Regions from separate parts of the Homo sapiens genome. Here all the other regions are linked to region 1. The links are chromatin loops, found by intact Hi-C in ENCODE. Cell type or tissue: Calu3. All regions are shown on one strand. Region 1 has its middle 130 kb from the start of FSIP2. Region 2 has its middle 450 kb from the start of FSIP2. Region 3 has its middle 170 kb from the start of LINC01473. Region 4 overlaps LOC105373785 (a long non-coding RNA gene).

Evidence for each region. A loop is a pair of places that touch in the nucleus more often than their neighbours do. Peaks named below come from ENCODE experiments on the same cell type or tissue, not always from the same donor. Only the 100,000 strongest peaks of a DNase experiment are listed, where the experiment ranks them.
Region 2: a loop joins it to region 1, with 2.6 times the contacts of the local background. A loop is called at or near these places in 4 of 110 quality-filtered maps.
Region 3: it touches region 1 in a loop (14-fold over the local background); 14 of 110 quality-filtered maps call a loop at or near these places.
Region 4: a loop joins it to region 1, with 10 times the contacts of the local background. A loop is called at or near these places in 7 of 110 quality-filtered maps.

What each region holds. Positions count from the first base shown.
Region 1 is chr2:185,605,652-185,613,651 of GRCh38, reverse strand. No RefSeq gene overlaps it. Among named protein-coding and RNA genes, the nearest start is that of FSIP2, 130 kb to the left of the region's middle. In Calu3, no CTCF peak of the experiment used is centred here; a DNase peak (open chromatin) is centred at 4,661.
Region 2 is chr2:185,287,030-185,295,029 of GRCh38, reverse strand. No RefSeq gene overlaps it. Among named protein-coding and RNA genes, the nearest start is that of FSIP2, 450 kb to the left of the region's middle. In Calu3, a CTCF peak has its summit at 3,785 (motif pointing left); a DNase peak (open chromatin) is centred at 3,789.
Region 3 is chr2:186,252,727-186,260,726 of GRCh38, reverse strand. No RefSeq gene overlaps it. Among named protein-coding and RNA genes, the nearest start is that of LINC01473, 170 kb to the right of the region's middle. RefSeq lists an enhancer at 4,385-5,041. In Calu3, a CTCF peak has its summit at 3,987 (motif pointing right); no DNase peak of the experiment used is centred here.
Region 4 is chr2:186,454,803-186,462,802 of GRCh38, reverse strand. It overlaps LOC105373785 (a long non-coding RNA gene), which reads left to right. Exons shown (of 2, transcript XR_001739147.3): 2 at 5,952-6,801. Among named protein-coding and RNA genes, the nearest start is that of ZC3H15, 27 kb to the left of the region's middle. In Calu3, CTCF peaks have their summits at 2,101 (motif pointing right) and 3,532; no DNase peak of the experiment used is centred here.

The DNA.
Region 1 (8,000 bases):
ATAGGCTCACAGGATGATATGGTTTGCCTGTGTCCCCACCTAAATCACATCTTGAATTGTAACTCCCACAATTCCCACATGTCATGGGAGGTACCCAATGGGAGGTGACTGAATTACGGGGGTGGGTCTTTCCTGTGTTGTTCTTGTGATAGTGAATGAGTCTCACGAGATCTGGTGGTTTTAAAAATGGGAGTTTCCTTGTACAAGCTCTCTTCTCTTGTCTGCCACCATGTGAAATATGCCTTTCACCTTCTGCCATGATATGTGAGGTCTCCCCAGTCACATAAAACTGTAAGTCCAGTAAACCTCTTTCTTTTGTAAATTGTCCAGTTTCAGGTATGTCTTCATCAGCAGTGTGAAAATGGATGAATACACAGGATTATAGAAGTCAAGTAGACCCAAGACATATACCCTCTACAACATGGAAAACCAAGATGCCTGAATCTCAAGTCCTGCTCTACACATACACTGGATGTTATTCAGTCATAAAAACAAGTAAATACTGTCATATACTACAACATAGATAAATCTTGAGGACATTACCACAAATGAAATAAGGCAATCACAGAAGTGCAAATACTGAGTGATTTTATTTATATACAGTATCTAAATTATTCAAACTTATGGAAGCAGAAAGTAGAATGGTGGTTGCCAAGGACTTGGCAAAGGGAGAAATAGGGAGTTGCTATTCAATATGTATAAAACTTCAGTCATACAGAATGAAATCTCCTAGTGATCTGCTATACACCATTGTGCTTATGGTTAAGATACTGCACTGTTTCTTTAAATATTTATTAAGAGTGTAGATATCATGTTATGTGTGTTTTACCACCATAGAAGAAGGCTTCATGTTAATAATTGCTATTTTGGATGTATTGTTTTAGATATTTATTTTCAATTGTTTTCTGCAGTTTCCAAATTTTCTATTATAAAAATCTGTTCTTTACATAATCAGAAAATGTTTTTTTTTCTTTTATTATTATACTTTAAGTTTTAGGGTACATGTGCACATTGTGCAGGTTAGTTACATATGTATACATGTGTCATGCTGGTGCGCTGCACCCACTAACTCGTCATCTAGCATTAGGTATATCTCCCAATGCTATCCCTCCCCCCTCCCCCCTCCCCCCACCCCACAACAGTCCCCAGAGTGTGATGTTCCCCTTCCTGTGTCCATGTGATCTCATTGTTCAATTCCCACCTATGAGTGAGAAAATGTTTTAAGTAAAATATAGATGGAAAATGGCCTTTGGAACATAATGGAAGTTCTATTTATCTTTGAGATTTTCTTCCTGTGATATTACGTATTTAATTAAAAACAATATAAAAGACTGTATCCATTTCTTCTAGGTTTTCAAATTTGTTGGCATATAGTTCATACATTTAAAAAATAATTCTTTAAGGCTGGGCGCGGTGGCTCATGCCTGTAATCCCAACGCTTTGGGAGGCTGAGGCGGGCGGTTCATCTGAGGTCAGGAGTTTTGAGACCAGCCTGGCCAATATGGAGAAACCTTGTCTCTGCTAGAAATACAAAAAACAAACAAACAAACAAACAAAAAAATAAGCCAGGTGTGGTGGCAGGAGGCTGTAATCCCAGCTACTCAGGAGGCTGAGGCAGGAGAATTGCTTGAACCTGAGAGGCGGAGGTTGCAGTGAGCCGAGATCGCACCATTGCATTCCAGCCTGGGCAACAAGAGTGAAACTCTGCCCCTCAAATAATAATAATAATAATGGTAATTCTTTAAAAAATAAAAAAGCAATGTAGAGAAGTAAGGTAAATCTACAGTTTATAGGATTTACAAGGAACTATAAATACTATTGATCAGACTTTTATTGAAGTTTTATTGTCATGATGCACAACTTGAAAAGTGTGAAGATGATAGAACGAAAGTTAGGAGAAGACACTCTCTGTGAAGATTTTATAGTTTCCAGTTTGATATTATGGAATACTTTAAATAAATACTGTCTTAAATGGATTGTATAGCCATGTGGTTGCATTGATGCCATTTTACAGACAAAGAGATAGCAGGTTGGACTCTGTGCTAAGAACATATAGCTAGTGAGTGGCCGATTCATTTCCACACATTTTATGAAAATTTACTTATTCTTATATAATTTTAATTTTCATTTGCCTTTGGATAAAATGGAAATATGTTTACAGTTACATCTAATTTCAAAGGGGAGCTATAGATTGCATGATTTCTGTACCATTTAGCTGCCTATTAAGTCTCTAGTGAAATCTAGGTTACTTATGAAATTCCCGTAAACAGTGGCTCCCATCCCCACCTGACTTTGGCAACCTGGTAGTTACATAAGGTAGGGCAGGGTGTGAAACCAGCTGTTTTGCTGCTGCTGTCGGGAGAGGTTTACCTGATTTGGAGAAGTATCACTTGAAGTGGTGATCTTAGTGGCAAGCAAACGGGAGGGCTACTGACCCTGCCAGCTAGGGTCGTTCTGTTGGCTCAAATAATAGACCAAAGGACTAGCTGAGGAATTTAAGAGGCAGTTCTAGGAGTGAGATAGGTGTAGAGAAATTGATAAGCCATGCCCATTATCCTGGGTTGACCAGAAACTGTGCATATGCACAGAAGAGACTAGAGCAGATGCAAGCAACCCACTTATTTTGGGTCAACAGAGGCTGTGTGTACAAAGATGTGACGGAGCTCTATGAGGAACAAAAGCTCATGGAAAATTGAAAATGACCTATAAATATTTTCTCCAAATTATTTAGAGTATAATATTTTCATGATGTATCTGGCTATTCCAATATTGGGTTGAGAATATTTTGCCTCCCCAACAGGTTGCATGTGGAATGATTGGCTATAAAACAACCAATCCTTAATAAGAAGTTACCTGTTTTTCCTTGACTTGAAATAAAAGTGATATGTGTGGCTAATTAATTATATATAACAAAAATGTGTTCATTATATATTAAAATAAGTGTAATCCATACAAAAACATTAGTTTCATTCACTTACTTAGCTTTAACTTTTTATGTTACATTTTAAACATTTATAGAAGAATGAAATTATCCTTGGTAGACAGTCCAAAAACTGCTGCTCACAATGCCTTCATTAACTCTGACAAGAGAGGAAATGCCTGTTGTAAATAGTTGTACCATTCAATCATCACTGTTTTGAGTATCTATTTTAAAGATCTTCTCTGATTCAAACTGAGGCTACAGATCACTGGCTTTAAAGAACAAATGGGACTGGAAGAACCCAGCAAGTGCCAAGAATCAGTAGTAGAGAAAGTAGCCAATTACCCCACTGGTTAGATCGTAAGCAACTTGAAAATGAGAATAATGTATTTTTGACTTTTACATTTGTGCTATTTTTCTAGTGCCTAGGAGAGTGCCTTCCCAATAATTCAGAATTAAAATATAATTAGTGTAGTAGGAGCTATGCTATGTATGAGTAACAAAAATAGCTATAAAGAAAAGGGAAATAGGCAAATAAGTCATCCAATCTGATAACAACATAGAATTAGAAATGATACATATATACATATGAAAATGGATAAATTATGGAAAAAAATCTTATTCCGATTCTGAACATATGTTTCATTCAGTTTTATCCTTTATATACATCTGTACTTGACATTCATCTGTTTTTTCCACTGAAAGGTTTTTCTCTTTTGCTCTTCCTGCACAATTTTTAACCTACCTTTTAAGATTCAGCTCAATTAAAAAAATGCAAAATTGATAATAAAACTGACTAAAGTAAAAAAATGAACTTTTTACTATAGCATTGTAGTTCAAATAAAGTTTGTTTTTTGACACAAAACCATGTATGAAAAGAAATCCAATATTAAAAAATAAAAATAATATATTAAAAACACCAGTATTAGAACATTTATAAATTTAATTGTTTAAAATTTTGAAGAACCACCCTCAGTGAGTAAATACATATGTAAATAATTTTTGATTTCTACAAACATGAGAAAGTGAGTTGCTATATGTTATTATTTAAAATCCCTTGTAAAAAAAGAATGGTAGAATAAGAACAATAAACTTAAACTGAAATTCAAAATCAGAATTAATGATAATCAGGGTCAAAAGTTTGCAAAACTTTTGCAATAACTCATCTTGCATTGACATTTAGTATTTATTATTTCCTCACTTTTATACTTTTTTTTCAAAGCACAATGAAGGCAACACAGTCTACCTTTAGGAAAACTGTCAATCTTATGAAATGATTACTTAAAAATGATTCAAATGTTGCTGAGATCTAAATGCAGAAATTTTACCCCCTCGTTATGTCTACTTGCATATGTAGGATAGGTGGATCTAAACAAATATCATGGGATTATTCAATTTTCATTTCTGTTATGTAAATATTTTACCAGGATTTTGTTTAATAAGCTTCATTATTTTTGTATTTCAATATGAAATTACCATGATAGCATATTTAAAGTGATAAAATAGAAAAATAAAATTAAATACAACAGAAATGTAGTAGACAGTGAAAAATACTGTGACAAATAACTAAATGCTTTCTCCATAAACATACATTGCATGAGAGGAAAAACGACATATACTTTTCTTAATCTGGGTCAAATCATAGACTGCTACCATCAGCATATCACTTCCAATATTTGTCTGAATCATCACCATGATTTCTCAGTTAACTGTATGTGAATGGTATGCCCTCCTGTGGCACACAGTTGAGGAACACTAGATGAATATTAACCATGATGTTTAAAAAGTTGTAAGAGCAGAAGCAAGGTTTGTCAGTTTGTCAGCACAGTCGTATAACAACCTTTCCTTCATCAAGACGGATCAAATAATGAAATTTAGCAAGAACTGCTGTACAAATCCCTAAACTGTCAACCATTTGTGCTGTGAGCTAATGAAAAAACATGTATGCTGATCCTGATATGCTTGGAAGAAGAAATGCCAAAAAAAAACACTGTTGCAATTACTCTCCTGTTAATGACAAACCAATCATTAGTTTATAGATAACAAAATGTAGGCAGGAAAACTACAGTAATTAGAGGAATGTACTGGGGAAGGATTTAAGACTATACTTTGGATATAAATGTGTATTTTTAACTAAAAAGTTATGTTTATTGATAGGACAAGTGTAAAAAATATTTAAAGAGATTTATAAGCACTTTAAACTTCAACTAATATTGTTGCTGTAATGCTTTGTCAGGTAGATTTTATCAAAGGAGATATGTAGACACTAGTCTTTAATTATGAGTCAAAAGCATTTCACCACATAGCAGAATATGCCAAAAGGCATGTTAATTTGTCAGGAAGCCTCAACAGTCATATATTGCACATATATAATACAAACAGTAACCATAATCTCAATTTGTCACTAAATTTCCACAATATTTCTCCCATATTACAGTGAAATAGGATCATGTCTTCCATGGAATCTACTTTGTATTATTATACTTTAAGTCTACCATAATTTGTATTATGGCACTAAACATTGAAAATCAAAATGTAGCTTCTGTGCAATTATTATCAACAATCTTACTTTACAATGAATTTGCTGACATAGGATTTAATTATCTATGAGTGCACTGTTGTTATAACAATGCCTGTTAAAAAAAGGTTCTATGTAAAACTTTATTTTCTTTTCAGACCCCATCAATTGTTTTTACTGTATTTATGAAAAGCTTTCGTGGTCTAAGTGATTTTGACTCTTCTATTAAATCACCATACTTCTTAAAGATTGCAGTCCCTAATTCTTCTCCCACATTGGTTTTGTTGACCTTCATGGACGTCACCTCTGTTAGGTTCTATCCCCTGTTTTCTCTCATTGGTTTACTTCCCTATTTTCAAAAGTGTATTTTAAAATAATTTCCTAATAGAGGTTATATAGGTAATACATTTTTCAATCCCAGAAACTTTATTTCACCATCACACTTGAATGATAATTTACCTCAGAATTCTAAGGTTAAAATAATTTTATTTTTTAAATTTAAGTGTTATTCAGTGAACCCTCTCCATGTAAACACGTTTCCTCTAGCTTTGATTAATTTTCTCATATTTTCTATTTAAAATTTTGTTTAACTCCATTTTCTTTATTCTCTTTTTTTGAGTGGATCTTCTGTCTTTTAAATTTTCTTTCATAGTATATGTGCTTTTTGTGAATTCTGTGATAATTTAAAAATTTTTATATTTTAGACGTTTATTTTTTGAACTTAAGCAACAATTAGTAATACTCAAATGTATTTTGTTCTATTTCTAGTTTATTACTATAGAATTCTGACTTTTTATGGTTGCAATATGTTCTTTAAAATGCCAGATTTAAAAAAATAAAAAAATAAAATGCCAAATAAATTTATTTTAAATTTCACTCTGTTGCCAAAGTATCTCTTTCCTTGATGTCAAGCTTTCTTATCTTTTACTATATATACATATAATATATACAGTAAATATATATATGATATACTATATATATATATATAATTTTTTTTAAAGAGTTTCGCTCTTATTGCCCAGGCTGGAGTGCAATGGTGTGATCTCAGTTAACTGCAACCTCCGCCTCCCGGGTTCAAGCCCTTCTCCTGCCTCAGCCTCCTGAGTAGCTGGGATTACAGGCATGGACCACCACAACGGGCTAATTTTGTATTTGTAGTAGAGATGGGGTGTCTCTATGTTAGTCAGAGTGGTCTCGAACTCCCGACCTCAGGTAATCCGCGCACCTTGGCCTCCCAAAGTGATGGGGTTACAGGTGTGAGCCACTGCACCTGGCTATTTTTTACTATTTTTTAATCTTTTATGCTGTAGATTTTCTCAAATATATAATGATTATTTTTATATAAATATAATGAGATAATAAACAGTTTGTAGTTCTATGTATGTGTGGGAAAGGTTGAACAAAGTACTTGTCCTCTTTATAAGCTGCTGAAGGAATCAACTTTTATACTGTGAGATTTGGGGACGTTCATATGCACGTTTATTCCCACTATACCATTAATGTTATTATTTTTAGTCAGGCTTCACAGAGCAAGTCATTCAAATTATTTTGATGGTAATCCTCAAACATTGAGTCTAAAACAAGGGTCAATGCACTATGGTTGACAGGCCAAATCTGGCCAGCCAAACACCTGTTTTTGTTTATAATTGCTTTCACACTGCCATGACAGAGTTGGGTACTTGTGACACAAGACTAGATGGCCCACAAAACCTAAAATGTTTACTATCTTGACTTTTATTTCTGTCAATCCCTGGCCTAAGAATAAAAATGCCCCAGTGCTATGCTTTCTGTGCTTAGTATATAAAGGATAAATGTAATGTGAAACAGTGTTTCACTGATTAGAGACTGAGCTAGCCCTGTTTTTAATTGACAGATAAAATTGTGTATGTTTATTGTGTACCACATGATGTTTTTAAATATCTGTACATTGTGGAATGGTTAAATCAAGTTAATTAACATATGTATTAACTCACAGATTTTTGTGGTGAGAACACTTACAATCCATTCTCTTAGCGCTTTTCAAGAATACACATATTGTTATTAATATAGTAATTATGTTGTTCAGTAGATCTGTTAAAGTTATTCCTCCTGTCTAACTGAAGTTTTGTAACTTTTGACCAACATCTCCCCAATCCTGTTCCCCACCACTGACTCTGCCCCTGAGGTCCCCATTTTACTCTGTTTCTATGAGTTCAGTATTTTTAGATTTCACATATATGTGAGATAATGCGAAGTAAGGTAAGTGAAGTAAGTTGTGAGACTAACTTACTTCACTTAGCATAATTCTCTTAAGGTTCATCCATGTTGTCAAAAATAGCAATGTCCTTGTTTTTCTAAGGCTGAGTACTATATATACAAAATAATTATTTATCCACTCATCTGTTGTTGAACACTTAGATTGTTTCTATATACTGCTTATTGTGAATAATGGCACATTTCTTCCCTTTTCTTGAAAGATATTGTACTTTTCCAGTCAAGTAGATCTATAGTTTTGTCCTGTAAAATCTAAGGTCATTAGGCTTCCTTTATTCTGTCCTTCCTTCTCTGTCCCCTTAGCTCAAA
Region 2 (8,000 bases), 320 kb after region 1:
TTGTCTTGTGCCAGTTTTCAAAGGGAATGCTTCCAGTTTTTGCCCATTCAGTATGATATTGGCTGTGGGTCTGTCATAAATAGCTCTTACTATTTTTAGATATGTTCCATCAATACCTAGTTTACTGAGAGTTTTTTTGCATGACAGGCTGTTGAATTTTATCAAAGGCCTTTTCTGCGTCTATTGAGATAATCATGTTGTTTTTGTCATTGGTTCTCTTTATGTGATGGATTACATTTATTGATTTGCGTATGTTAAACCAGCCTGCCATCCCAGGGATGAAGCCAACTTGATCGTGGTGGATAAGCTTTTTGATGTGTTGCTGGATTCGGTTTGCCAGTATTTTACTGAGGATTATCACATAGATGTTCATCAGGGATATTGGTCTAAAATTCTCTTTTTTTGTGTGTGTCTCTGCTAGGCTTTGGTATCAGGATGAAGCTGGGATCATTAAATGAGTTGCAGAGGATTCACTCTCTTTCTATTGATTGGAATCATTTCAGAAGGAATGGTACCAGCTCCTCTTTGTACCACTGGTAGAATTCGGCTGTGAATCCCTCTGATCCTGGACTTTTTTTGGTTGGTAGGCCGTTAATTATTGACGCAATGTCAGAGCCTGTTATTGGTCTATTCAGAGATTCAACTTCTTCCTGGTTTAGTCTTGGGAGAGTGTATGTGTCCAGGAATTTATCCATTTCTTCTAGATTTTCTAGTTTATTTGCGTAGAGGTGTTTATAATATTCTCTGATGGTAGTTTGTATTTTTGTGGGATTGGTGGTGATATCCCCTTTATCATTTTTATTACATCTATTTGATTCTTCTCTCTTTTCTTCTTTATTAGTCTTGCTGGCAGTCTATCTATTTTGTTCATCTTTTCACAAAACCAGCTCTTGGATTCATTGATTTTTTTGAAGGATTTTTTGTGTCTCTATCTCCTTCAGTTCTGCTCTCATCTTAGTTATTTCTTGCCTTCTGCTAGTTTTTGAATTTATTTGCTCTTGCTTCTCTAGTTCTTTTAATTGTGATGTTAGAGTGTCAATTTTAGATTTTTCTTGCTTTCTCTTGTGGGCATTTAGTGCTATAAATTTCCCTCTACACACTGCTCTAAGTGCGTCCCAGAGACTCTGGTACATTGTGTCTTTGTTCTCATTGGTTTCAGAGAACATCTTTATATCTGCCTTAATTTCATTATTTACCCAATATTCATTCAGGAGCAGATTGTTCTGTTTCCATGTACTTGGGTGGTTTTGAGTGAGCTTCTTAATCCTGAGTTCTAATTTGATTCCACTGTGATCTGAGAGACAGTTTGTTGTGATTTCTGTTCTTTTACATTTGCTGAGGAGTGTTTTACTTCCAATTAGGTGGGCAATTTTAGAATAAGTGTGATGTGGTGCTGAGAAGAATGTATATTCTGTTGATTTGGGGTGGAGAGTGCTGCAGATGTCTATTAGGTACACTTGGTCCAGAGCTGAGTTCAAGTCCTGGATATCCTTGTTAACTTTCTGTCTCTTTGATCTCTATAATATTGACAGTGGGGTGTTAAAGTCTCCCATAATTATTGTGTGGGAGTCTAAGTCTCTTTGTAGATCTCTAAGGACTTGCTTTATGAATCTGGGTGCTCCTATATTGGGCATATATATTTAGGATAGTTAGCTCTTCTGGTTGAATCAGTCCCTTTACCATTATGTAACGACCTTCTTTGTCTCTTTTGATCTTTGTTGGTTTAAAGCCTGTTTTATCAGAGACTAGGATTGCAAACCCTGCTTTTCTTTGCTTTCCATTTGCTTGGTAGATCTTCCTCCATACCTTTATTTTGAGCCTATGTGTGTCTCTGCACGTGAGATGTGTCTCCTGAATACAGCACACTGATGGGTCTTGACTCTTTATCCAATTTGCCAGTCTGTGTCTTTTAATTGAGGCATTTAGCCCATTTACATTTAAGGTTAATATTGTTATGTGTGATTTTGATCCTTTCATTATGATGATAGCTGGTTATTTTGCCCGTTAATTGATGCAGTTTCTTCCTAGCATCAATGGTCTTTACAATTTGGCATGTTTTTGTACTAGCTGGTACTGGTTGTTCCTTTGCATGTTTAGTGCTTCCTTCAGGAGCTCTTGTAAAGCAGGCTTCACGGTGACAAAATCTCTCAGCATTTGCTTGTCTGTAAAGGATTTTATTTCTCTTTCACTTATGAAGCTTAGTTTGGCCGGATATGCAATTCTGTGTTGAAAATTCTTTTTTTTAAGAATGTTGAATATTGGCCCCCACTCTCTTCTGGCTTGTAGGGTTTCTGCCAAGAGATCCACTGTTAGTCTGATGGGCTTCCCTGTGTGGGTAACTCAACCTTTCTCTCTGGCTGCCCTTAACATTTTTTCCTTCATTTCAACCTTGGTGAATCTGACAATTATGTGTCCTGGAGTTGTTCTTCTCAAGGAGTATCTTTGTGGTGTTTTCTGTATTTCCTGAATTTGAATGTTGGCTTGCCTTGCTAAGTTGGGGAAGTTCTCCTGGATAATATCCTGAAGGGTGTTTTCTAACTTGGTTCCATTCTCCCTATCACTTTCAGATACACCAATCAGACGTAGATTTGATCTTTTCACATAGTCTCATATTTCCTGGAGGCTTTGGTCATTTCTGTTTACTCTTTTTTCTCTAATCTTGTCTTCTCACTTTATTTCATTAATTTTATCTTCAATTACTGATACCCTTTCTTCCACTTGATCGAATTGGCTATTGAAGCTTTCCATGCATCACAAAGTTCTTGTGCTGTGGTTTTCAGCTCCATCAGGTCATTTAAGGTCTTCTCTACACTGTTTATTCTAGTTTTAGCCATTTGTCTAACCTTTTTTTAAGGTTTTTAGCTTCCTCATGATGGGTTAGAACATGCTGTTTTAGCTCAGAGAAGTTTGTTAGTACTGACCTTCTGAAGCCTATTTCTGTCAGCTCATCAAAGTCGTTCTCCGTCCAGCTTTGTTCCATTGCTGGCGAGCAGCTGCGATCCTTTGGAGGAGAAGAGGTGCTCTGGCTTTTAGAATTTTCAGCTTTTCTGCTCTGATTTTTCCCTATCTTTGTGTTTTTATCTACCTTTGATCTGTAGGGACCAGCCCTACAGGGCCTGTGGGTTTTTCTCCTCATGTGCGGCAACGAGAGATCATAGAAATAAAGACACAAGACAAAGAAATAGAAGAAAAGATAGCTGGGCCTGGGGGACCACTACCACCAAGATGCGGAGACCAGTAGTAGCCCTGAATGCCTGGCTGTGTTGTTATTTATTGGATACAAGACAAGGGGGCAGGGTAAGGATTGTGAGTCATCTCCAATGATAGGTAAGGTCACACGAGTCACGTGTCCACCAGACAGAGTCCCTTCCCTGTTTGGTAGCTGAGGCAGAGAGAGAGAGGGGACAGCTTATGTCATTATTTCTTCTATTCATTTCTTGGAGAGATCAAAGACTTTAATGCTTTTGCTAATTCTGCTACTACTATCTAGAAGGTAGAGCCAGGTGTACAGGGCGGAACATGAAAGTGGACAAGGAGTGTGACCGCTGAAGCACAGCATCACAGGGAGACGTTTAGGTCTCTGGATGGCTGCAGGTGGGCTTGACTGATATCAGGCCTTCCACAAGAGGTGATGGAGCAGAGTCTTCTCTAACTCCCCCTGGGGAAAGGGAGATTCCCTTTCCTGGTCTGCTAAGTAACCGGTACCTTCCCAGACACTGGTGCTACTGCTAGACCGAGGTCTGCCAAGTAAAGGGTGCCTTCCCAGGCACTGGCGTTACTGCTAGACCAAGGAGACCTCTAGTGGCCCTGTCCAGGCATGACAGAGGGCTTACGCTCTTTTCTGGTCACTTCTCACCATGTCCCTTCAGCTCCTATCTGTGTATGGCCTGGATTTTCCTAGGTTATAATTGTAGAACAGAGATTATTATAACATTGGAATAAAGAGTAATGCTACAAATTAATGATTGATAATATTCATATATAATCATCTCTATATTCTATGTCTAATATAACTATTCTTAAGTATTTTCTTTATTATACTGGAACAGCTTGTGCCTTCAGTCACTTTATTATACTGGAACAGCTTGTGCCTTCAGTCTCTTTATTATACTGGAACAGCTTGTGAATTTAGTCTCTTGCCTTGGCACCTAGGTGGCTTCCTGCCCACATCGGTCTTTGATGCTGGTGACTTACAGATGGGGTTTTGGTGTGGATGTCCTTTTTGTTGATGTTGATGCTATTCCTTTTTGTTTGTTAGTTTTCCTTCTAACAGTCAGGCCCCTCAGCTGCAAGTCTGTTGGAGTGTGCTGGAGGTCCACTCCAGAACCTATTTGCCTGGCTATCACCAGAGAAGGCTACAAAACAGCCAATATTGCAGAACAGTAAATATTGCTACCTGGTCCTTCTTCTGCAAGTTTTGTCCCAGTGGGGAACCCATCTGTATGAGGTGTCTGTTGACCTCTACTGGGAGGTGTCTCCCAGTCAGGCTACACGTGTGTCAGGGACCCAGTTGAGGAGTCAGTCTGTCCATTCTCAGAGCTCAAAAACTGTGCTGAGAGAAACACTGCTGTCTTCAGAGCTGTCAGACAGGGATGTTTAAGTCTGCAGAAGTTGTCTTCTGCCTTGTGTTCAGCTATGCCCTGCTCACAGAGGTGGAGTCTATAGAGGCAGTAGGCCTTGCTGAGTTGCTGTGGGCTCCACCCAGTTTGAGCTTCCCAGCCTCTTTGTTTACTTATTCAAGCTTCAGCATTGGCAGACGCCCCTCCCCCAGCCAGGCTGCAGCATTGCAGGTCAATCTCAGACTGCTGCACTAGCAGTGAGCAAGGCTTTGTGGGTGTGGGACCCACCAAGCCAGGCACGGGAGGGAATATCCTGGTCTGCTAGTTGCTAAGACAGTCGAAAAGCACAGTATTTGGGTGAGAGTGTATCGTTTCTCCAGGTACAGTTTGTCACGGCTTCCCTTGGCTAGGAAAGGGAAATCCCCCAACTCCTTGTGCTTCCCAGGTGAGGCGACACCACGTCCTGCTTCGGCTTACCCTCCGTGGGCTGCATCCACTGTCCAACCAGTCCCAGTGAGATGAGCTAGGTACCTTAGTTGGAAATGCAGAAATCACCTGTCTTCTGCATCAATCTCGCTGGGAGCTGCAGACCGGAGCTGTTCCTATTCGGCCATCTTGGAAGCGACTGAAACCTTAACCAATATTTTATATACAGTAAAATGCAAACTCCTTGTCAGTTCTATGAGTTGTTAAAAACACTTTTGTCTAAATATCACCAAGGTCAAGATATAGACTAATTCCAATGTCCCCTTAAATCTTTTGTCCTTTTAGTCAAACCATATCCCCACTGATCTATTCCAGAATATCATTTCAATAATATCACAGAGCAGTTTTTTGAGTCTGATTTCTTTCCCTTAGCATACTGCATTTAGATTTATCTGCATTGTGGTGGGTGTCAGTAACACATTTTTTTATTGCTGAGTAATATTAAATAGCTGTATTACTGTTTGATTATCAATTCACCAATTGAACAGCATTTTGATTGCTTTCAAACTGGGGTGATTATGAATAAAGATTATATAAATATTTGTTTACAGTTTTCTGTATGAACATAGTTTTTATTTCTTTTGAGAAAATACCTAGGAGTGGGATTGTATTTAGATTTAAAAGAAACACCAATCTGCATTTAAAGAATGGCCGTATCTTGTTATTTTCCAACTAGCAACAAATGAATATTTCCATTGTTCTTCTTCTTTGCTGTCATATTTATTGTCCATTTTTATATTTTAAAAATGTTAGTCATTTTAATAGGTGTGTAGCCATATTTCAATGGAACTGTGTGAGTGTGTATGCATATATGTGTTAATTGGGAGACAATTCACGTACTATAACATTCAATAACATTCATTCTTTTAAAGTGTACAAATTCAGTGGTTTTTAGTATATTCACAAAATTGTGTAACCATCACCAATATCTGATTTCAGAATATTTTTTATCACTCAAATAAAACCCCAAACTAATTAATGATCACTCATTGTCCCCTCCTCCCTTAAGCCCCAGTCAAAAACTAGTATACTTGTATCTTTATGGATTTGTCTACTCTGGACATTTCATATAAGAAGAAACATATAATATGTGGTCTTTTTTGTGTGACTTGTTTTACTTAGCATTTTTTTTTCAAGGTTCACCTACTTTGTAGCATGTATTAGTACCTGATTCCTTTTTATGGCTAGATAATTTCCCATTGTCTAGATATACTACGTGTCTTTATACAATACATTCATCAATTGAGAGACATTTTAATAGTTTCCACTTTTTGGTTATTATCAATAATGATGTTATGAATATCATGCATATTTTTATACTGATGTATATTTTCAGTTATCTTTGGTGTATACATAGGAGTAGGATTGTCACTTTGTATGGCAACTCTAAGTATAAATTCTTGAGGAACAAACTGTGTTCTAAAGTGGCTGTACCATTTGACGTTTCTATAAGGATGTTTGAGAGCCCTGATTTTTCCATATCTTCTGCAAATATTTATTATCTTCTGACTTTTTAAAATTAGAACCATCCAGGTATATAGTGGTACCTTGTGACTTTAACTTTCAATGTCCTTATGACTAATGATACTGAACATCTTTTCATATGCTTATTGGCTATTTCTATTAATATCTCTTCTTTAGAGTAATGTTCATTCAAACCCTTTGTGTATTCTGATTGAAATATTTATCATTTTATTATTGAGGAGTAGAAGTATTTATACATTCTTAATAAAAGTCCTTTATCAGATATGTGATTGGAATTTTTTTCACTCTATGGGTTAACATTTTGCTTTCTTGATAGTATACTTTAAAGGACAAATTTTATTAAGTCCAATTTATGTATTTTTTTGTTGCTCTGCTTTTGGTTTTATATCCACGAAATCGTTGCCTAATTAAGGTCACAAATACTTAGACCTATTTTTTCTTATACAAATTTTATAGATTTATATCTTACCTTTATGTCTTTAATTTGTTTTGAGATTTTTTTCTCTTAACGAATGTTGTGAAGTATGGGTCTAGATTGATTATTTTGCATGTGACTATTAGTTGGCACAGTACCTTTTACTGAGAAGTCTGTACTTCCCCTTGAATAGTTTTCCCATCATAGTTAAAGTCAAGTGATGATAAATATAAGGGTGTATTTATGAAATATCAACTGCATTCTGTTGATTTATATGCCTATCCATATGACAACAACACAAACTTTTGTTTATGGTAGATTTGTATTAAGGTTTAAAATCAGGATGTATGACGCCTTCAACTTTGTTCTTTTTCAAGATTGTTTTACGAGGCATGGTGGCTCGTGCCTGTAATCCCAGCACTTTGGGAGGCTGAGGCAAGTGGATCACTTGAAGTCAGGAGTTCGAGACCAGCCTGGCCAACAAGGTGAAACTACATCTCTACTAAAAATAAAAAATTAGTTGGGCATGGTGGCTGTTGCCTGTAATCCCAGCTACTCGACAGGCTAAAGCAGGAGAATCGCTTGAACCCGGGAGGTAGAAGTTGCAGTGAGCCAAGATCGTGCCACTGTCTCTTTTTGTGAGACACCACCACAAAAAAAAAAAAAAAAAGCAAAGAAAGAAAAAAATTTTTTTGCCTTTACAGTGGCCCCAGCAATTCTGCATGAATTTTAAGAACAGCTTGTCAATTTCAGCAGAAAAGGAAGCTGGGGTTTTGATATGGTTTGTGACTCTGTGGAAAAATATGGGGTATATTGCCATCTTAACACTAATAAGTCTTTCAGTTTACAACGACAATATTTCTTTCCATTTATTTAAGTAATTAATTTCTTTCAATAATGTTGTATAGCCTTCAGTGTACAAATCTTGCATTTCTATTGCTCAGTTTATACACAAGAATTTTCCTGCTTTTGATGCTGTTATAAATGGATCTATTTTCTGAATTTCATTTTTGGATTGTTTATTGCTAGTGTGAGAAATACAGTTGATTTTGGTA
Region 3 (8,000 bases), 650 kb before region 1:
TTTTTGTTTTTAATTGTGTTATTGAGTTGCCCACTTTTTGGCTTTCCTCATGGTAAGATAGTCTTTCCTACAGCTATCATCTCCTTGTGGAACCACCTTTACACTGTGCTGGTTACTAAGAAAAAAATCGTGAGCATTGATAATCCAGTAACATACCACTCTATAACTCTTTACTATACATTTATTTTCAACAGTTTAGCCAGAAGGGTTGGTGTAATTAAAGAGTGTTACAGGGTCGGTAGGGGAAAATTAAATTTATATGCTAGAGGTGACTAATCCATGGGAAAACAAAAGGTAACACTCTCTATAGGAAGTTCCCATTGGTCTGCTCCAGTTTCTTCTATCAGCCACCTTTGCTTAGATCTGGGCTTAACTAACAAGAAGAAAATCTGAGATTGGATTTAAAAAATTTTGCAGGCATACAATGACTGCAAAATTATGAACAAAATTTAAAAATAAAATAATCAGGCGATTTGCATCAAGAAAATAGGGGTTGTAAGTTTAATTTCAGACAAAATGGAATTCATGGCAAAAACATTACATATATACAAAGAAATATTGTATAGTTGTGAACATATTCACAGGCAACAATCTAGTAAGTAAAGCAAAAACTGACAGAACTATAGAAAGAACTAAATAAACAACAAATATAGGTGGAGATTTTAATATGTTCCTCTCAGAATTTGATACTAAGAGCAGTAAGCAAGAAATTAATACAGATAACATGCTTTTGCTTATATATAAATTTATACCCAGCAAGGAGAGGGAGAAATATTCTTTCCAAGCACATGTGATATTTATAAAATTTTATAATAAACTAGGTCACAAAGAAAGGTTCAATAAATCCCCCAAATTAATTCCATGTGGAGTATACTGTCTCAAGGTCAATGCTATTAAATGATCTTTGCTTTAAAATAGAACTAAGAAAAAGAGTTATGAAATTCTTAGAATTGTGAGGCTAAAAATGTATAGCTAAAGCAGTTAAATACTTGTGATTGGTTCATTTTATATGTACTGTACTTTAGTAAGTGTTTTAAATTTACTAAAGTACTATACATATTCAGAAAGTTTATTAATTAATTTTTTAACGTTAATTTAAAAAAACAGAGTGATAATGTTTAAATAAAGTAAAATAAAATACCATTGTGGTTTTGGTTGGAACTACATTAAACTTTGCAAAGAACTTGGAAAGTATAAAAATCTTTAAAATTTAGCATTCTTATTTTGAAAATAAACTTAATCTTTTGAGAGAAACAGCTATTGCAAATCATAGTGCATAGAAGCTATCTTAGAATGGCATTCTTGATAATCATGTAAATTGATTATTTTTGGTTTTTATGATATTAGATCACTTATGTGTTATTTTGGTTGATACAATTGTTTAGGTAGATCATGGTACAGGTGAATTCAATGTTGTAGCTTTGATTGATTAATTCCAACTCTTATAAATTATAAAATGAATCAATATTAGTATTTCCTTTACCTATTTTTTTTAGTAAAATTGCTAATTGACTGCATACATTTACCTAAAAGCAAAACTTATATTTTCTGCATTTCTTACATGGTACATAATGATATTTTTATTATCAACCAGATAATGATTCATAAATTTATAGTTTGTTTATTTTACTACCATGCATGTCGAGGACTTTTTAAATTTCTTTTTGAAAAAATGTCTATGGTAGGCACAGCTATTTTATGAGGCTTATTTATTTCTTTGCATTGAGAATATCTTTTAAAAACTGAGATTAGAAATCTGAGTAATAATGCAATAACAATATCAGAAACAACTTGTGTTGCTTTTATAGACTAGGTAAGGAAATGAATAAATTGCTGATCTCTATTACTTTTTATTTTAAGACAGGTTCTCACTCTGTCACCCAGGCTGGAGCACAGTGGCCCGATCTCGGCTTACAGTAGTCTCAACCTCCCGATCTCAGGCCATCCTCCCACTTCAGCTTCCCAAGTAGCTGGGATTGCAGGTGCACACTACCATGCCCAGCTAATTTTTGTGTTTTTTGTAGAGACGGGTTTCACCATATTGCCTAGGCTGGTCTTGAACTCCAAAGCTCAAGCAATCCACTTGCCTTGGCCTCCCAAAGTGCTGAGATTACAAGTGTGAGCCACTGTATTTAGCCCTTATCTCTATGACTTTTGAGAGTGAATACTTTTTATAAATTTGGAAACATATTCAGTATATAATTTTAAAGGTAATAGTAAATTCTTATTAATCATATACTTTATGCATTATTTAAAAGATAATTAAACATTTATAGCTTGTTTCTTTAGTCAATTTGATTTGTAATTTCAGAAAACATAGATGCCTCAATTTCTAACTCTAAAGAAGAATGTAGTGTATATACTTACACATACATATTTTATATATATATATATATATATTTCCTAGCAGTGCTCCTCCTCCCTTCAGTATATTTTCTCATATTAAAAATCTTCACGATTTGTTCTTTACAAATATCCATTTAGACATACAATAACTAGATTGTGAAGAGCTGTCATTACTAAAAGAGATACTAGCTGATCCACAAGATAGGATAAATATAGTTAGTATAATTTTAATTATAAGCTTCTCTGATTTATTGTTATTTAAACCAGTTAAATAACATATATTTTCTTTATAAGATTTTATATATATATATTTTGAGATGGAGTTTTGCTCTTGTTGCCCAGGCTGGAGTGCAATGTCGTGATCTCAGCTCACTGCAACCTCTGCCTCCCGGATCCAAGTGATCCTCCTGCCTCAGCCTCCTGAGTAGCTGGAATTACAGGCATGAGCCACCATGCCTGGCTAATTTTATATTTTTAGTAGAGACGAGGTTTCTCCATGTTAGTCAGGCTGGTCTCTAACTCCTGACCTCAGGTGATCTGCCTGCCTCAGCCTCCCAAAGTGCTGATTATATTTTTATAATCAGCCCGGCCAAGATTATATTTCTATAAGATTAAATTATCTTTTAAAATTGCATTATGGGAATTTATAATGCTTATTGTTTCATTGTATTAATGACTGATGGAACAATATTCTATTTCTCTTAAATATTCCTCTTGTTTTTAACGAATAATTTCTAATAGGAAGTTAAGTTTGCATTAGTCTTTGGTTAGAATTCTCTGGTATTTATTATACTTAATTGATTTATGACAAGTATATGTAGTACCCTCCATCTTTTGTAGTAAGAGAGGTTCAAGAAAATCACCTTGAAATTACTGAGGTCACCCTTCCCCTATAGTCTGGGGAAAGGGATCATAAGATAAGTATTTTATATTTAGCTGCCAGTGCCTGGCTCAGTCCTCATGGAAGAGATTGCTATCCTGGGACCCTGGGGTTGAAATCACCACAACCAGTCTGAATGCAGTGCTGCTCTGGGTTGGCTGCCTGTACTAGGAGAGGGTTGCATAGGTGAAATGAGAGTTTAGCACTAAGAACAGCACCCTTAAAGCATCCCCAGGGACCACGATGCTCTGCATAGGAATAGATAGAATTTTATGAAAAAAGTCAGAGAGGAAAGGAATATCACTAGCATTAGGCTCATCCTCCTCCCAGACCACCAAATCTCTCTCACTGCTCACTAGAAATGACTTGAAAATATCATTTTGGTGAAATTTTCTCTTTTTTATTATTTATTTCAGTGGTCACTAAATTTCCTAGAAAGTGAAATTTCCATAGCAGATGCTTAAAAACCAGACTTGTTTATTGTGTCAAGTGAATTTTTAAGGTCAGTTAATTTCATCAATTAACCAGTCATAAATTTGTTTTGAAAAAAATAAGTATGTTCTTTTATTATGTTTTATTCTAAAAAACTTAAATTGGAATTTTGATGGTATCTATTAAAAGATGATTTACTACTGATTCAGGGATATTTCCCATAGTATCTTTAGGCAAGCAAAGCATGTTTTGATTAGAAAAGGAGTTAAGACATGGTTTCAAAGCGTTGGCCCAAACATCTATATTCCAGTCAACCAGAAGATGTCACTATTGTGTACAGAATGTGTAAAAGAAAAAAGTATACTGTAGTTACATTGTGTGTCTCCTAATCTTGCTAAATTTTCTCTGGAGTCTCATGAAGGAAGCACTGTCTTCAAGTTGACAGGCACTGAAAAACTACTACATTCATTGGATGGGTGTGCCAGTTACATTCCCACATTATTCATTTGAAAAAAAAATAATAAAACTACATTGGCAGAAAATATTCCAACTCAATAATTTTGTACAGTGCTAACTGGAAATTAATAACCATGCAATATATCTGTTTTGGTTCTAGCAACAGAGTGTGTCTATTATAAGTAAATTTAGCAGACATTAATTAAGAAAAATCAAACTGTTTCACAAATGACTTTGATTAAACTAATTGTTCACTTAAAGCAGAGAAAATAAACTGCCAAAATATACACTTTAACCTAAGATTAATGGATGTCACTAATAGAATGCCTTCTTAACACTTTCATCTGTTAAATCAGAGTTCTTTTTATAATGAGAGTGCTGTTGACACCTCTGTACTTGTTATGAGACATTTTGTAAGAGAAGTTTACTGCAATCTTTGCAAAATCCTTTATAGGCAAGGAAACAAGATTGGTGGGAAGCTTGTTTGTAGGTATAGAACTTTCCCAGATGTATTTACTTAAGAAGCAAACAGTGAAGACACGCAGATGTAAATTAGATCCCAGGTGCCATTAGCATGGTAATGTGGGCCAAACAGCTGGGCTTAATTCAGGTCACTGACTGGTTTGACCGGTAGGATGTCAAAGGCAAGGCAATTAGGCCGAATCAGGAATGTTTCCCAGTGAGTTAGTATGTATGTATGTATGTATGTATTTATTTATTTGGAGACAGAGTTTCACTCTTGTTGCCCAGGCTAGAGTGCAATGGTGTGACCTCGGCTCACTGCAACCTCTGCCTCCCAGGTTCAAGCGATTCTCCTGCCTCAGCCTCCTGTGTAGCTGGGATTACAGGCGCCGGCCACCAACATGGCTGGGTTTTTTTTTTTTTTTTTGAGACAGAGTTTTGCTTTTGTTCCCCAGAGTGGAGTGCAATGGCATGATCTCGGCTCAAGGCAACCTCTGCCTTCCTGGTTCAAGCAATTCTCCTGCTTCAGCCTACCAAGTAGCTGGGATTACAGGCATGTGCCACCATGCCCAGCTGATTTTGTATTTTTAGTAGAGACAGGGTTTCTCCATGTTGGTCAGGCTGGTCTTGAACCCCCAACCTCAGGTGATCCACCTGCCTTGACCTCCCAAAGTGCTGGGATTACAGGCGTGAGCCTCCATACCCGGCCTAATTTTTGTATTTTTAATAGAAATGGAGTTTTACCACATTGGCCAGACTGCCCTCGAACTCCTGACCTCAGGTAATCTGCCTGCCTCAGCCTCCCAAAGTGCTGGGATTACAGGTGTGAGCGACCGTTGACTGGCCTAGTACTTATTTTTTTTTCATGAACTGTTTTGTTATTTTGCCCTTCTCCTCATTTAGGTTCATTTTGACATCTACCTTTTGTCCATGTATTGATTCATTGAGAGAAAATGATAGGTTTTTAAATTTTTAAAAAGTACTCCCTTTTCTGGCTTAGTTAGTAAAAGCAATCAACTATTTTTTTTTAAATAGGGATATTAAAACTTAAAAGGCAATTGCAATTTACATTTAGCTAATGCTTATCAAGTGTTGCTTAATATGTACCAGGTACTATGCCAAGTGATTTACATGGAGTACCTCCTCCTAACATATCTATGAGGCAGGTTCTGTTATTATTCCTATCTTACATATGAGGAAATTGAAACACAGATAGGGTTAGTAAATTATCCAGCATTACTGTGCTAAAGAGAGGCAGAGCTGGCATTCAAACCCGGAAAGTCTGACATCAGAGACACATTTAACCCAACTATTCCATATTGCTTCTCTGAAATATATAAAATACATTTGGTTGTGGTTACGTCTCTATTGTAAAATTTGTTTCCATTTTCTGCTGAGAGTTAAGAGCAAGTGGAAAGAGGTTTTCACAGTCCTTCCTTACCTACCAATACGGACTGAATGAATTGATACTATTAAATCTTGGTATTGATTTTATTTTTTCCATTCATCTTGCATATTTTTATTTGTCTTGAATATTTAGAAGAAGCAGGGAACTTTGAATCTTTCTTTGGTATATAATTTCTTATTCTTAGAAAAAGAAGAAAATTGTTAGTGAAGAATTATTAGAACGTAGAGGTCTTTGAGTTGTGATGTCATTTAAGAAGAAAAGAAATTTGATTTCTTGTCTTTTCTAGATTTGTGAGCAATAGAATCCATTTGAAAGGCTTGGATTAGAGTGAATATTTTGGCTGCAGAAATTTACAAAGTGTATTGACCTATATATGCTTACAGTATATTACTTGGGACCTAATGTAACAAGTAGATACTTGATCAGTTTAAAGATGAACTTTAAACAATGAATTCTAACATGTATTTCTACAAAGAATTTTTACTGTAAAACAAAATAGAAACAACTTAAGGTAAATATCCATGTTATTATTTTTATGGCTTATTGATTCCAACAACAACTTGAGAGTCTATTTAGATTACTTAATTGAGATTAGAGGTGATGAATTACTTATTACTCCAATGCAGTAGTTTTTTTAGTGACAATCAGAGATTTTCAGATGATAAGACTATTAGGCAGTCCACTTGAGCCACTTGCTGTAGTGATGTATAACATACATGTATGGCAGGAAAAAACCAAGTCAGAATACCTTATTTCTTAGGAAATTTATACATTAAAAGATGAGTGCCATTTTGAATAAGTAGATTGTTAAACAAATATTTATTGGTCACCTTTGTATCAAGTAAAATAACTTAGTGATGGATACATGATAGGACAAGTCCTCATCTTATAAACTGTGTTTATTTCTTTTTTTTATTATACTTTAAGTTTTACGGTACATGTGCACAATGTGCAGATTAGTTACATATGTATACATGTGCCATGTTGGTGTGCTGCACCCATTAACTCATCATTTAACATTAGGTATATCTCCTAATGCTATCCCTCGCGCCACCCCACAACAGTCCCCAGTGTGTGATGTTCCCCTTCCTGTGTCCATGTGTCCTCATTGTTCAATTCCCACCTATGAGTGAGAACATGCAGTGTTTGGTTTTTTGTCCTTGTGAGAGTTTGCTGAGAATAATGGTTTCTAGCTTCATCCATGTCCCTACAAAGGACATGAACTCATCATTTTTTATGGCTGCATAGTATTCCATGGTGTATATGTGCCACATTTTCTTAATCCAGTCTATCATTGTTGGACATTTGGCTAGGTTCCAAGTCTTCGCTATTGTGAATAGTGCCGCAATAAACATACGTGTGCATGTGTCTTTATAGCAGCATGATTTATAATCCTTTGGGCATATACCCAGTAATGGGATTGCTGGGTCAAATGGTATTTCTAGTTCTAGATCCCTGAGGAATCGCCACACTGACTTCCACAATGGTTGAACTAGTTTACAGTCCCACCAACAGTGTAAAAGTGTTCCTATTTCTCCACATCCTCTCCAGCACCTGTTGTTTCCTGACTTTTTAATGATTGCCATTCTAACTGGTGTGAGATGGTATCTCATTGTGGTTTTGATTTGCATTTCTCTGAGGGCCAGTTCTGATGAGCATTTTTTCATGTGTCTTTTGGCTGCATAAATGTCTTCTTTTGAGAAGTGTCTGTTCATATCCTTCACCCACTTTTTGATGGGGTTGTTTTTTTCTTGTAAATTTGTTTGAGTTCATTGTAGATTCTGGATATTAGCCCTTTGACAGGTGAGTAGATTGCAAAAATTTTCTCCCATTTTGTAGGTTGCCTGTTCACTCTGATGGTAGTTTCTTTTGCTGTGCAGAATTCTGCTCTTTAGTTCAATTAGATCCCATTTGTCAATTTTGACTTTTGTTGCCATTGCTTTTGGTGTTTTAGACATGAAGTCCTTGCCCATGCCTATGTCCTGAATGGTATTGGCTAGGTGTTCTTCTAGGGTT
Region 4 (8,000 bases), 850 kb before region 1:
ATCTAGACATGAAGTAGTTACTATACAACATGGTAAATTCTGTAACAGAACTCTGCAAAGTGTTCTGAAACTATAGTGCCAAGAACAACTAACTCTGCTTTAGGGTAACAAGAAATTAATTTAAAGAAAAGTAGGTCTTATAGTATTTTGGAAATGTGTTGACATAGTAAAAACTAATTTAAGGGAAAAAAGGCCTCTTCCAAAAATAAGAATCCAAAATGCAAGGATATGAGAAAACAGATCAATTGACCTAATATCAGCAGACACAGGCAGGTATAACAAAAATGAGATGTGTAACACCCTATAATTACAATACGCAATTGAGGGAAGCCTAGGTGTGCATCTTTGCAATCCCTGGTCAAGAGAAGAAACCAGCTGGGTTAGACGGCTCAAACCTGTACTACCACCAGCATTTTGGGAGGCCGTGGCTTTCCCTACAACATGGCAGTTTGCTTCTTATAGGCCAATAGGTGAGTGTCTGCTGCTGCTTTGAGTGTCTTTTAAGAAATCATCTGATTAGGCCAGGCCATCCAGCATAATCTCCCTTTTGATTAACTCAAAGTCAACTAATTAGAAACCTTAATTACATCTGCAGAAATCCCTTTATCTTTGCCATACAATATACCCTGATTGAAGGGAATGATATCCCATTCTATTCACAGAAACTGCCTACCCCAGTGGGGAGGTATAAAAGGATGTGGACCAGTGGAAGCCATGTTAAAATGTTGTCTACCATATGTTAATCATACATTACATACATTTTTTCCTATTCTAACAAAGACGCTGAGAAATTTTATACCTTAATAGTATTTAAGCCTTAGATTTTATCACAGCACTATCCAATAGAAATATAAACCACAAATGTGAACCACATATATAACTTTAAAATTTTTAGTAGCCAAATAAGAAAAAGTAAGAGAGCAACAGGTGAAATCAATTTTAATATATTTTATTTAATAAATATAGCCAGAATATTATCATCTCAACATGTAACCAATATAAAACATTATTAGATATTATATATATATATTTTTAATACAAGGTCTTTGAATACCACATCTCCATTTTGGCTGGCTGCACCTCAAGTGCTCAATGGCCACAGGGGGCTCTTGGCTGCTGAATTTAACTGCACATGGCTATCACATGCCTTTTCTCTTTTTTTAACTTTTATTTTAGGTTTTGGGATACAAGTGAAGGTTTGTTACATAGGTAAACATGTGTCACAGGGGTTTGTTGTGCATATTACTTCATCACTCGGGTATTAAACCAGTACCCAGTAGTTATCTTTTCTGCTCCTTCCCCTTCTTACACCCTCTCCCATCAAGTAGATCCCAGTGTCTGTTGTTTCTTTCTTTGTGTTCATAAGTCCTTATCATTTAGCTCCCACTTATAAGTGAGAACATGCAGTATTTGGTTTTCTGTTTCTGCATTAGTTTGCTAAGGATAATAGCCTCCAGCTCCATCTATTTTCCCACAAAAGACATTATCTCATTCTTTTTTATGGCTGCATAGTATTCCAAGGTGTGTATATACCATATTTTCTTTATCCAATCTGTGATTGATGGGCATTTAGGTTGATTGCATGTCTTTGCTATTGTGAATAGTGCTGCAGTGAACATTAATGAGCGTGTGTCTTTATGATAGAATGATTTATATTCCTCTGGTATATACCCAGTAATGGGATTGCTGGGTGGAATGGTAGTTCTCCTTTTAGCTCTTAAGGAATTGCCATACTGTTTTCCACAATGGTTGAATTAATTTACACTCCCACCAACAGTGTATAAATGTTCCCTTTTCTCCACAACCTTGCCAGCATCTGTTATTTTTTGACTTTTTAATAATAGCCATCTGACCGGTATGAGATGGTATCTCATTGTGGTTTTGATTTGTATTTCTCTAATGACCAGTGATGTTGAGCTTTTCTTCATGTGCTCATTGGCTGCATGTATGTCTTCTTTTGAGAAGTGTCTGTTCATGTCCTTTGCCCACTATTTAAGGGGTTATTTTTCTCTTCTAAATTTGTTTTAAGTTACTTATAGATTTGTCAGATGCATAGTTTGCAAATATTTTCTCCTACTCTGTAGGTTGTCTGTTTACTTTGTCAATAGTTTCTTTTGCTGTATCACGTGCCTTTTCAACAATATCCACCAGGTGTCACAACTTTACAGCTCTAAACCAGCAACATCAACACTGTTCTTTTCTTGGTGACAAGAGTTAGGATTCTCTTTGTATTCACATATTTTCTACTTTCCACATATTTGGTATTTCACTTGAAGTTTTTGCCTAGATAATTAAGAAATTAAGCAATGTGAATTTTACTACTTAAATAATCAAATTTGAATTCAAAACTACTTGTATATCTGACACACCATTCCTTAATTTTTCTGTAATTTCATCCTAGATGATCTGCCTGGTGAGAAGGCAAATAATTGTGAATTACATGAACACTCAATTCTTAACAACATAATAATAATTATTTTAAAGTTAGATCATTTCAAATACCCAAGGAGTTTTCACAACCTCAGAAGCAATTAAATGGTTTTCTTTTTACTATCTCAAATTGTTTAATAGAACATATTAAAAATAGAAACCCAAAGTTTTAAAAAGTAACAAAATGTTCTATTACAAAACTGCACACTATTACTGCAATCTACTAATTGCCAAGGGAGGTTTCTACTTCTCACATACATAGTGAGCTCTGATGGGAGTATGATGTTTGCATTTATTCACAGTTATTACTATAAAAACAGACTTATTTAATTTACATTTGGTTATTTGTAGGTTGTGATACAATTTCCTTTTATATGACAGAAAAACTGCCTTTGTTTTTAATTTTTTTGGTTTTTACTTTTATAGTCTTTCACGTTAGGTATCTTATAGGTAAAATTAAATATATATTTAGAGACTGAGTCTTCTCAAATACTTTCTTCTTTTAGAAAATCATTAATTTATAGAATTTTAAAAAGTATGTACAGATGCCATACAGAATCAATCATGAATGGAGAGAAGATTGAAATGTGAGTTTTTATCACTAACTTCCGTAAAATGAGTGTAGTTTAGTTTTATATCAATAATTAAGCGTTCTCTTTGTCCTATTAGTTTCAACCACATGATATCTGTAAGATGAAAATAAACTTGATTCTAGTGAGAAACCATAATTATTTATCTCTGAAGGATTTGTACTGTCAATTAGGTTCAGAAGAAAGGAATCAGACTTGGCATCTTAACTCATATATTAAAGAGAGAAGTGACTAGTGTTGTAGCCATAACTATAGAATAAGATGGAAAAATCATTAAGTGAAACTGTGCAAATAATGTTTTAAATAAAAACATAAAATCTAAAATTAGGATAATGTATACATTTATTTGCCTCCTGTTTGAATACACCTTTTAAAAACACATCCAAGAAAAATTAACCACATATGTAAGTCATGTTTCTAAGTGAAATAATCAAATACATACAATTAATATTTGTTTGCTGCTCAACTATTCACACCTTTTTTTGATTTCTTTTGTGAAGAAATTTTTTCAAAGGCTGAGGGTTTGTTTATTCTTTTTGAAGCACAATGCTCACACAGTCCAAGAGATGGCAGCCAATACCTTTTGTAAAACAAATGACTTGTGTTGATACTTCATCATGGCAAATGCAGGTACTTTATTTTAATAACATCATCACTGAAGCAATTATTAAAAGAATGTAAATTGCTGAAATTCTAAATGAAAATCGCTGAAATTCTGAATTGTTAAATTCTAAATTCTAATTTTTGTACGTGTGCTTTAAAGAGATTGCTCAGAGAATTTTTCAAGGTAAACTGAATAGATTTCTCTCTCTCCTTTTTTTCCACTGAGTTCAGAGCAGTGGTTTCTGCCAGATTAACCTAGATTTACTTATAGAATAGTAGACTTAAATAATAAATTATAATATCGATAATTATTTCAGAATCATTAAAATTAAATACATAAAATACTAATAACATCATTTATTAACAGAATGTTTGCCAGAACTGATGACTGAGTTTTTTTTGGAATATCATAGTTACTTTTTTTGTTAGACTCCTAATTAAAATCAAGTCATTTTTATGACAGATAGGAGGGATTCTTCACAATGTAAGAAAAGCAAAGCAAAGTGAATATTTTATTTCTACATTTGTTTTAAGGACGTATTTAAATTCTGAATATATTACTTTGTGTAATATTAAGCTGCTTTGTTATGGGATTCTACAGGCTAAGGGAAGGCATTAAGGAAAGCCATTGCCTTGTTTTAGGCTATCTAATCAATTACAGTAATGGATCCAGGAACTCAGCTTTCCTAAATTCCAAAATTCAAATACAGAACCCTTTATATTAGTGTGTTAGGTTTGTAATGTTGTACAACAAATTTCCACAAACTTTACTGCTTGAAGAAACAGCCATTTTATTATCCCACACTGCTATAGGTCAGAAGTCTGACCATGGCTTAGCTGAAGGTCCCAGAAAGCTAAAATCAAGATTTTTTTTAGCTGTCTTCTTGTCTGGAGCTCATGTGGTTGTGGCAAGATTTAATTTCTTGTGGTTGTAGTACTGAGGTCCACATTTCCTTGCTGACAGTCATCTAGGGGCTGCTTTCCACTCCTAGAGGCCACCTGCATTCTTTGCCCTGTGGCCCCCTCTATATTCAAAGCCAGCATCAGATAATCTCCCTGACGTGGAGTCCTCTGATGCTTTGAATCTCTTTTATCAGGAAGAACCTGTTTCCTTTTTAGGGCTCGTGTGATTAGGCCAGACTCTCTGCGATTGTAATCTTTCTACTTTAAGGTCAACTGATTTGGGAGCTTAATTACATCTATAAAATGCTTTCACACTAGCACCTAGATTAGTGTTTGATTGAATGAGAGAAGGTGTTTGTATACACCAGGGACTGGAAATCTTAGAATTCTGCCTACCACAACCAGACTGTAGATTGTAAACACCATTTTACTTAGAAAATACATAGACCTTTTCACATTGGAGTGGTTAATTCATCATTAGAGAGGGGCTTTATTCATTTTTTGGTGTTAATGCACCACTTATTTTCTAAGTAATTTTATTCATACCAATAGCTCACCAAAGAAAAGAATGATAAAAAATAATCTGGAATGACCCGTAAAAATAACTTGCAAATACAACTGAGGATTTGAGACCCCTAATCTTGCAGATAACCAACTTTTAAAAGCTTTTTTCTAGTACCACCTCGGAACTACTGGGAATTTATGTCAAAAACAATGTCACCGGAAAATTTCTCCAGTACTTTTATAGTCAGATTTGGGAACAACTGTAATCTTAATATTATCTTATTTTAACTTGTCTGAGGCCCCTATTACCTAGTAGTACAGCCACAGCTAAAACTTTGGTTTCCAGACATTCAGGTCTAATTCTTTTTATATTGCCTACTGTGCCTGGTCTCCCATCAGTGGGAGAAGAGAAGGCAAATCTACATCTCTCCAAAGATTGCTATAAATGGATACTAAAGGGCTGGCAAACTCTCACAACTACCTGTTACTGGTATATTTTAATTGGAGACTTTCTGAACTAGAATTCTGTTTCAGCTATCCATTGCCACAATAATGCTATGAAATAAGCAACCACAAAATAACATAAAACCACAAAATGACATAAAATATGCAGTGATTTTTTGCTTATGAATGTATGCGTAGGCTGGTTGGGTCTACTTAATGCTAGCTGGGCTCACTCATGGGTTTGTGGTCCAATCCTATTTGATTAGCAACTTAAAAAAAATTTAGTTTATTTATTTATTTAGTGATAGGGTCTTACTCCATCGCCCAGGCTGGAGGTGCAGTGGTGCAATCACGATTCACTGCAGCCTCGACTTCCCAGGCTCAGGTGTTTCTTCCACATCAGGCTCCTGAGTAGCTGGGATCACAGATGCATGCCACCAGGCTGACTAACTTTTTTTTTTTTTTTTTTTTTTGTAGGGACGGGGTTTCTCCATGTTTCCCAGGCTGGTCTCAAACTCCTGGACTCAAGCAATCTGCCCACCTTGCCTCCCAAAATGCTCCTCCAAAAAAGGAGTGTGCCGCCACACCCAGCCTGAGCAACTTTTGTTTTTAAGGTAAGCACCTAAAGATAAACAGTTTGGATTTTCATGAAGGAAGAAAGTGAATACTAGAAATTACAGTCTGATAAATGGATCATGAGCAAAATGTCGAGGGTCCTGTTAACGAAGCCATGCAGAGAGGCATAATTGTCCCAAGATCCATTCATACCAAGTTAGCCTTTCTTATGTCCACCTCCTTACCCCTTGCTATTAGAGGTTGAAAAAGAATATTCCATGCTGCAAAGTGCATGGTGTGGTGTACAAAAAAATCCTGACAAAGTTGAAATTTGTCTCTCCGATATGAAAAAGACAAAAGCAACTTAATAACCATAATGTTTTGATTGCATATAAACATATGACAACAATGATCATCTCCAAGATTAATTTGGATGTAGCCTAATGATCACACACCCTAATCATAATGTCTTTTCAGAGGAGAACATTTAAAGTAACAACCAATTACTTAATGATATTATTTTTGTCTCATGTTGATATATTTATTCAACAGACCTTTATTAAGTTCACTTCCTGGGAGCCAGACTGTGATGGATGCTGGAGATATAAAAATGAATAGAACCCTGAACTTTGAAGGTTCAATATCTAGGAGTGGTGTTAAAAACCTGAGCAGTTACAGCAATATTATAAGTGTTATCATAATCAAATGAATTATGTTGATAAAATACTTATAACAAATATAATAATAATAAATCTACAAAGGGCAACAGGAATACAGAAGAGGCAATAGTTAATTTTGTCTTGAAAAGTTGGAAATTTTGGAAAAAAATCCAAAAAAATAGGAAATAAGGCATGAAACCATGTAGGAACATTTTACTGAGTCTTGGAGCATGAATTGTAAAAAGAAACCTGTAACAGCAGGAAAAGGACCAGCCTGTGAAAAGTCACAGCTTGAGATAGATTTATGTACTCTGGCACTGGCAGATGATTTAGTCCTGCTAGAAAAATGATGTGCATCATGTGAGGCAGAAAGGGTGATGGGAGTTGTGGCTAGAAAGCAGGTACCAACAGTAAGCTTGTTAAAGAAATGGGCTTACCTAACAGTAACCTTGTTAAAGAGTTGGGCTGCAGATATAATAATGTTAAGATAGAATTACTGTCTTTGAGGACAAGGTAGTAGGTAGTAGAAGGGCCTTATATACTAAGGATCTTATTTTATCAGAAATAAGGAGCCATTACAGAATTTTAAGTAGAGGAATGACGTAGTTTAATTTCTGTTACAGAAACATTACTCTGACAGCAGAGAAGAGGTTGAGTTAGAGAAGAAGATGGGAGGTAGGGAGGATACTAAATTTGTGTAAGTGAGGAGTTGAACTAAAGCAGTGGAAGGTGAATAAAGAAGAGGGAGGGAAGGAGAGGTAAATTGAGTTTGGAAAATCCTCTAGTCTCATTAACTAATTGAAAATGGTAATATAATGGCGAGGAGGGAATCTCAGATAACTACTAGCTTTCTTGCTCAAGTGACTAGTTAGATGATGGTGCTACTAACCACGTAGCTGGTTATATACTCTACTGTACATAGGGAATCTTATTTTTGGTATAAAATAATAAATTTATTTAGAAGATGGCTGATTTTGAGGTATTTGTGGAATATACAAAAGGAGCTGTTCAATACTGGAAAATACAGACCTGGAACTGAATATAGACTTGAGTATCATCACCATGTAACTGGTTATTGAAACCTGTAACGTTCCATTACTTAGAGGCCTTGCAGAATTGTAAAACAAATCAAAGATAGAATCAAGGTGAGTGTGTCCATTGAACATAGAATATGTCCATTGTTCCATAGAACATTGGTGAAAATGTTCTGAAGCCTAATGTAAATGTTTCAAATATGTATGCTTCATTCAGTATTTATGCTTCCTCTTCTTAATATGGAGCTACCGACTTTAAATAGTAAAAAAGTTAATTT